Regions from separate parts of the Mus musculus genome. Here region 1 is linked to region 2. A link is a loop called in an ENCODE intact Hi-C map of the cell type or tissue named here. Cell type or tissue: left cerebral cortex. All regions are shown on one strand. Links, peaks and the distances in the headings refer to the core of each region. The heading gives the core; the rest is flanking DNA. Region 1 has its middle 20 kb from the start of I730028E13Rik. Region 2 overlaps Gm46116 (a long non-coding RNA gene).

Evidence for each region. A loop is a pair of places that touch in the nucleus more often than their neighbours do. Peaks named below come from ENCODE experiments on the same cell type or tissue, not always from the same donor. Only the 100,000 strongest peaks of a DNase experiment are listed, where the experiment ranks them.
Region 1: it touches region 2 in a loop (2.5-fold over the local background); 4 of 42 quality-filtered maps call a loop at or near these places.

The regions. Positions count from the first base shown.
Region 1 is chr9:61,157,155-61,160,068 of GRCm38, reverse strand. No RefSeq gene overlaps it. Among named protein-coding and RNA genes, the nearest start is that of I730028E13Rik, 20 kb to the right of the region's middle. In left cerebral cortex, for the core only: no CTCF peak of the experiment used is centred there; DNase peaks (open chromatin) are centred at 366, 694 and 1,669.
Region 2 is chr9:61,058,120-61,061,033 of GRCm38, reverse strand. Gm46116 (a long non-coding RNA gene) reads right to left here. Exons shown (of 3, transcript XR_001779194.1): 3 at 1,854-2,563. Among named protein-coding and RNA genes, the nearest start is that of Gm46116, 2.6 kb to the right of the region's middle. In left cerebral cortex, for the core only: a CTCF peak has its summit at 1,628 (motif pointing left); no DNase peak of the experiment used is centred there.

The sequences.
Region 1 (2,914 bases), core at 147-2,646, 99 kb before region 2:
TGGAATTCACTGGCAGAGGTTATTATAGTGAGGGTTCTGGAGAGGCGACATCTGTTGAAGTTTAAGGAGGCATTCTGTGGGTCCCACCACCAACCCACGGCACTACAGCCTTGGCTCTCCTTAGCACTTGGTCCTGCCTGCACAGGGAGGGGCAGGACGCCAATGGCGGTAGAAGCGGCAGGTCTCTGAGCTCTGCTTTTCTCCAGAGAACTTAATGACACTCTGCTGACCGCACCGGCTGTGGGCCAGGCCCATGGCCAGAGACCGCTGAGGCTGTGGTCTAATTTCTGCCAAGGTCAACTCCATTCTGTCTAACTTTAGGAGTGTATGGTTGGCTTCCCAAGCATCAAAGAAGTCAAAGTATCCGACTCCAGAGTGTGTGTATTTTTAAAGCAACGAGAACAGCAACAAAATCAAAACAAAACCAGAGAGAAAGAGAACAACGCCAAGAAAATCCAAGGATGGTTCAGTGTCCAACAGACTCAGCTCCCAGCGCCCTGGACTTGTTGCAAATACCCAGTGACTGTGGGCAAACGGAATTAAATACATCGACTCAGTTTTAAAAAAATAAAAATAAAAAGACCTCTAATTAGTCCTGCCCATCAAAGCCAAGTGTTTCCTGCAAATCTACATTTCCTAAAAAGGTAGGGGGTGGGAGGCCCTGCTTTTTCACCAGTGAGTGGCAGAATGCTCCACAGACAGCAGCAGCCCTTGGGGCTCTGGAGCTGTGCTGAATTGTGTCCCATGTAAACACTCAGCAGGGCTAGAAGATGGAGGCTCTGGCTGGATTCCCCTCTGACTAGCTGAGTGAACTTGAGCAAATGCCCTGACTCCCTAGTCCCTGCTTTCTCTTCTTTTAAAGATCAATAGATATGAAGGAAGCCAGTTGGCAAGAAGTTGGAGACCCTTCCCAGCCAGGGCTACATGTAAAGGACAGATTAGAACAAGAAAAGTCTGGGACAAACGAGTGTGGGAGATGGTGTGTACTGTGGAAATGACCCGTTAGGGATCCTCACGGCCACTGAAGTCTAATCTTGCTCCCTCTGCCATCTTCCTTACACAGAAGTGTTCTTTCTTCTAATGAACTGTGTGTTTCCATCACTCTCTGTGCAAGAAGCCACAGATGCCATCTGGTGTCCTCCTGACCCAGATCCATACCTACAACATCGATCCCTGGTACCCACGGTGTACAGTGTGTGCAGAAAGCTTCAAACCCTCAGCAAAGGGATGAAATTCTGAATGTATCAGATGTCCCGAGTCTGCCTCCTTTTCTCCTCCCCATCCCTTCCCGGATTCTGCTTTGTTCCATCTCCTTAGTCCTCTTCCTCCTCCCCTTTGCGCTGTGGGCACCTCCTCCATCTGACTCCCAGTGGCTGGAAGCCCCAAGGGAGTCAGCACAAATGTGATGCTGGCACTGGGGAAGAGCATGGGTTTCCTGAAGGACTGGCCTGGAGGTGTCACTAGGAAACTTTATTTTTCCAGGCTGTCTGGCCCTCCTCTCGCCTCTTGGCCAGGGAACAGCAGGAAAGCATCCATCCTTTCAGATCCAACTGGTGGTGCAGACCTCCAGGACACCTTCCTCTGTTGGCTGCCCAAGTTGGCCAGACAGCTTGCCCTCTACTGGGGTCACGCGTCATCCAGGGGAACGCTTATTTTCTCTGATGGACTCAGCCACGGAATGGGGAAAGGCTTAAAATAAACGCAGAGACTTAGAGAAGACCCGAGTGCAGCAGGGCTCACACAGACTTCAAGAGGAATTTATAGCTGCTTCCCTAAGCTGAAGAGATTCGCTCAAGCAGTGAGGGCCAGGCCAGACCCTCGGGCTCTGCAGGTCTGCCTGTACACTGCAGATGCCTGGGCAAAGAAAGAGCTGTTCTGAGGACAGCCTCGTGTGATGAAGACCTTGCTCGGGGCCTAAAATGACAGGCTCCTTGGGATTTCTTCTTCTGTTTCTCTTGTAATTTTTATTTACTTATTCTTTGTGTGTGTGCATGTACACAGACCTATGTGTGCAGTGGCATGCATGAGAAGGTCAGAGGACAACTTGTAGATTTTATCTGCTGAGCCATCTCATCAGAGCAAGCTCCTGTTTTTTTTTGTTTTTTTGTTTTTTGTTTTTTCTGTTTGGTTTGCTTGCTTGCTTTCTTCCCTTTTTTGTTTTATTTATGTTTTGTTTTGTTTTGTTTTGTTTTGACAAGGTCTCATTATGTAGCTCTGGCTGGCATGGAAACCATCCACCTGTCTTTGCATCCCAAGTGCTGAGTACCACCACACTCAGCCTCTGTCTTGTTATTTTAACTAAGACAAAATTGGTATATGATAAATATGTACATATCTTTCTTCTAATATCAGAATACAGAATACCCACATCACATTAGCCAACATATAAGCCCTTTTGACTGCCCCAGAAATGGATTGTGTGTGTGTGTGTGTGTGTGTGTGTGTGTGTGTGTGTGTGTGTGTGATGCACATCACTTCTGGACATTCCCAGACAACTATTCTAGTGACTTTTCTCACCAGAATTATACATGGAAGCATATTGTGCTTGTTTCGGCACCACTCTTCATGCCACACACCCGGGAGGTCCGTCCGTTCTGAACGTAAGTAAGTATGTCCACCCGTACGTCCGTATGTTGCTCTCTACACTCCATGGAGCGCTGCTCCAGGGGGCAACCGTCCCAGTCTGGAGCCTCCATGTTCACTAGCATTTTGGCTGTTCCCAGATTCCTGGCAATTGTGACCCCTGCCTCATAGGCATTATTTTCACTTTTCTTGGGTAAATAGCTGCTAATGGCGTTGCTAGATGCTAAGTAGGAAAACGTTTTCATTTACAAGTAATCCAGGATGCTGTGATCAACACAGATTGTTGATCACAAATTGTCAAGACCCAGACTGAGAGACTGCAGAGTGCTCT
Region 2 (2,914 bases), core at 191-2,690:
ACGCAGAGGGGAGTGCAGTTAGAGAGCCCGGTGCATAACCTCTCATTCTAATGAGTCCAAGACTCAGGACTCCAGGGGCATTCCTCAAGACACAGTTTCCACTGACGAATCCAACCTGAGCATCTTCTACACAGACTGGAGACACTCAACTTACAGAGAGTCCTGTGGGCACCGAAACAGTCCACAGAGCCCCTGGCACATGAGTGGCCTCTCCGGCCGAGGGATACAGCTTGGTTGGTGGAGTCCCTGCCTAGTGTTCACAAAGCCCTGGCTCGGGTCCTAGCGATCATAAACAGCATGTCTGCACTTGGGCAATGAAGGTAAGGGGACCAAAGGCTCAAGTTATCCTTGGCTACAGAATCAGTTTGGGGCCAGCCTGCTCTGCATGGGACTCTGTCTCAAAATAGGGTTTTGGTTTTTTGGTTTGTTTGTTGTTTTTGTTTTTGTTTTGTTTTTTTTGTTTTTTTTTTTTTTTGAGACAGGGTTTCTCTGTCTGTCCTGGAACTTGCTCAGTAGACCAGTCTGGCCTCAAACTCACAAAGATCTGCCTGCCTCTGCCTCCTGAGTGCTGGGATTAAAGTGCCCAGCAAGACATGAATTCCCAAAAGACACTATATTCCTTTTCCTAGGCCTCAGGACAGAGATGGGATAGGACAGAGATGAGGTGAGTGGCCACACAGTGAGAGGGGCCCAAGCTCAGAGGTGGGCAGGAATTGCTGCTGGCATGTTTTCCTATAGCAACAGCTGGGTGGAGCCCAGAGTCCCAGATGCTGTGGGAGCGCCTAAAAGGAATAGAGAGCCAGGAGATGGCTTAGTTGGTAAAGGGCTTGCTTGTGACATGTCTCAGCTCCTTTCTTGTTGCTGTAGTAAAACACCCGGGCAAATGCAATGCAAGGGAGGAGGGGCTTATTTTGGTTTACAGTTGTAGGGGCACACAGTCTATTGTGTCAGGAAAGGCATGGCGTGGGAGGTTGCTGTCACACTGCACCTGGATTCAGGAAACAGAGAATGAACAGGAAGTGAGGCAAGGTTAGAAAGGTCCATCCCCAGTGACCCACTTCTTCCAGCAAGGCTCTACCGACTAAGGGTTCCATAACCATAGCACCATCAGCCGAGGACCGAGTGTTCATGCACACAAATATATGAGGAGCATTTCATATTCAAACCATAGCACTGTGTAAGCATAAGGGCCTGCGTTGGATCCCCAGCTCCGAGGTGAAAGTGTGGTACAATATTGCTCATCTATAGTCTGAGGACTCTCAGGAGGTCAGGGGTGGACACAGGTGGGTCAAAGCGACTGGGGGAGATATATGATATTAACTGCTGAACTCTACACACATGTGTACATGCACATAAACACATACATACACACACAATAAATGAATAATAAAATATAGAAGAGAATTGAGATACTTTATCTCTTATTTATTCTTAGCTACTAGTCTCCCTAATTATCTTTGGAAAAACTAAATTGCAACTATCTTTCAAAAAAAAAGCTTCTTAAGGGCTGGAGAGACTGCTCAGCAGATAAGAGCACTTGCTGCTTATGCAAAGGACCCAGGTTCAATTCCTAGCACCCATGTGGCATCCTTAACTCCAGCTCTACAGGATGCAGCACCCTCTTCTGGCCTCCATGGGAACTGCACACATGTAGTGTGCAGACATACATGCAAACAAGACACTTATACACATAAGATAAAAATGAACCATTTTTTATAAAGATTTATTTATTTATTATATGTAAGTACACTGTAGCTGTCTTCAGACACTCCAGAAGAGGGCATCAGATCTTGTTACAGATGGTTGTGAGCCACCATGTGGTTGCTGGGATTTGAACTCCGGACCTTCGGAAGAGCAGTCGGGTGCTCTTACTCACTGAGCCATCTCACCAGCCCCATTTTTTTAAAAAAAAATGTGTTATAAACAAAATTTTCATTAATGTTTATTAAATACTGCATATAACCGCAGGCAGAATTTATGATACTAAGGAGGTGGTTGGTTTAGCATCAATCTTTAGGGTTTTATGGCGATCCATGGCCCCTCTTCATAATTATAGTGTGAAGTAAACATTTATGTCCATTTCATGGGCTGTGGAGAGCATTCTGGTATTTCACACCACTGTGGATATTTATGGCTGCTGCTCCCTTTGTGACACAAGGTCCCTGCCTTGATTCAGGTGTCACCGAGACAAGTTGTCTGGCTCACCGTTTGTATTTGCTGTGTGGCCATTTTGGACTGATGCCTTCCGTCTCCAAGATCATCTCTAAGATCCCTATTAGCAGAAGTGAGTGCCACTGAATGTCAGGGGTGCCCGGATCCATGCTGAAGCTGGGGTGGGGAATCATATTTTCTCAGAAACAGTTCTAACAACCTGTCAGAATGTCCAGAGGACACAGCTGATGGTGGCTGTGCAGTGGGGGTGAGTGTGACCCCAGAACCTTCATGAAACCAAAGCGAGGTGTGGTAATGAGCGTTCATAATCCAGGCACATAATCCAGGCACCAGAGAGCTTGCTTGCCGGTCAGTCTAGCCTGATTGGTCACTGGGAGATCCTGCATCAAAACTAAAACCAAAACCAAAACCCAAAGCAAAACAGGGTGATTAGCACTTGAAGAATGGCATCCAAGGTTGTCCTCTCATCTCCATGTGCACGCCCACACATGAGTATGCAGACATGTGCACACACATAAAGCATGCAAACACAGCACACATGCTTGTGTACACACACACACACACACACACACTTCACCTGAAGGACACATGGACTGGGCTACCTCTCAGCTTCTATGCCATCCTCTGAGTACCCTAAACCTGCACATGCTCTTTGGTCAGAGGACAAGAGACAGTAGAGCCAGGACCCACTTACTGGTTTCCCAAGTCCTCAGCCTAGGTTTTGATACCATAATCCCAGCCC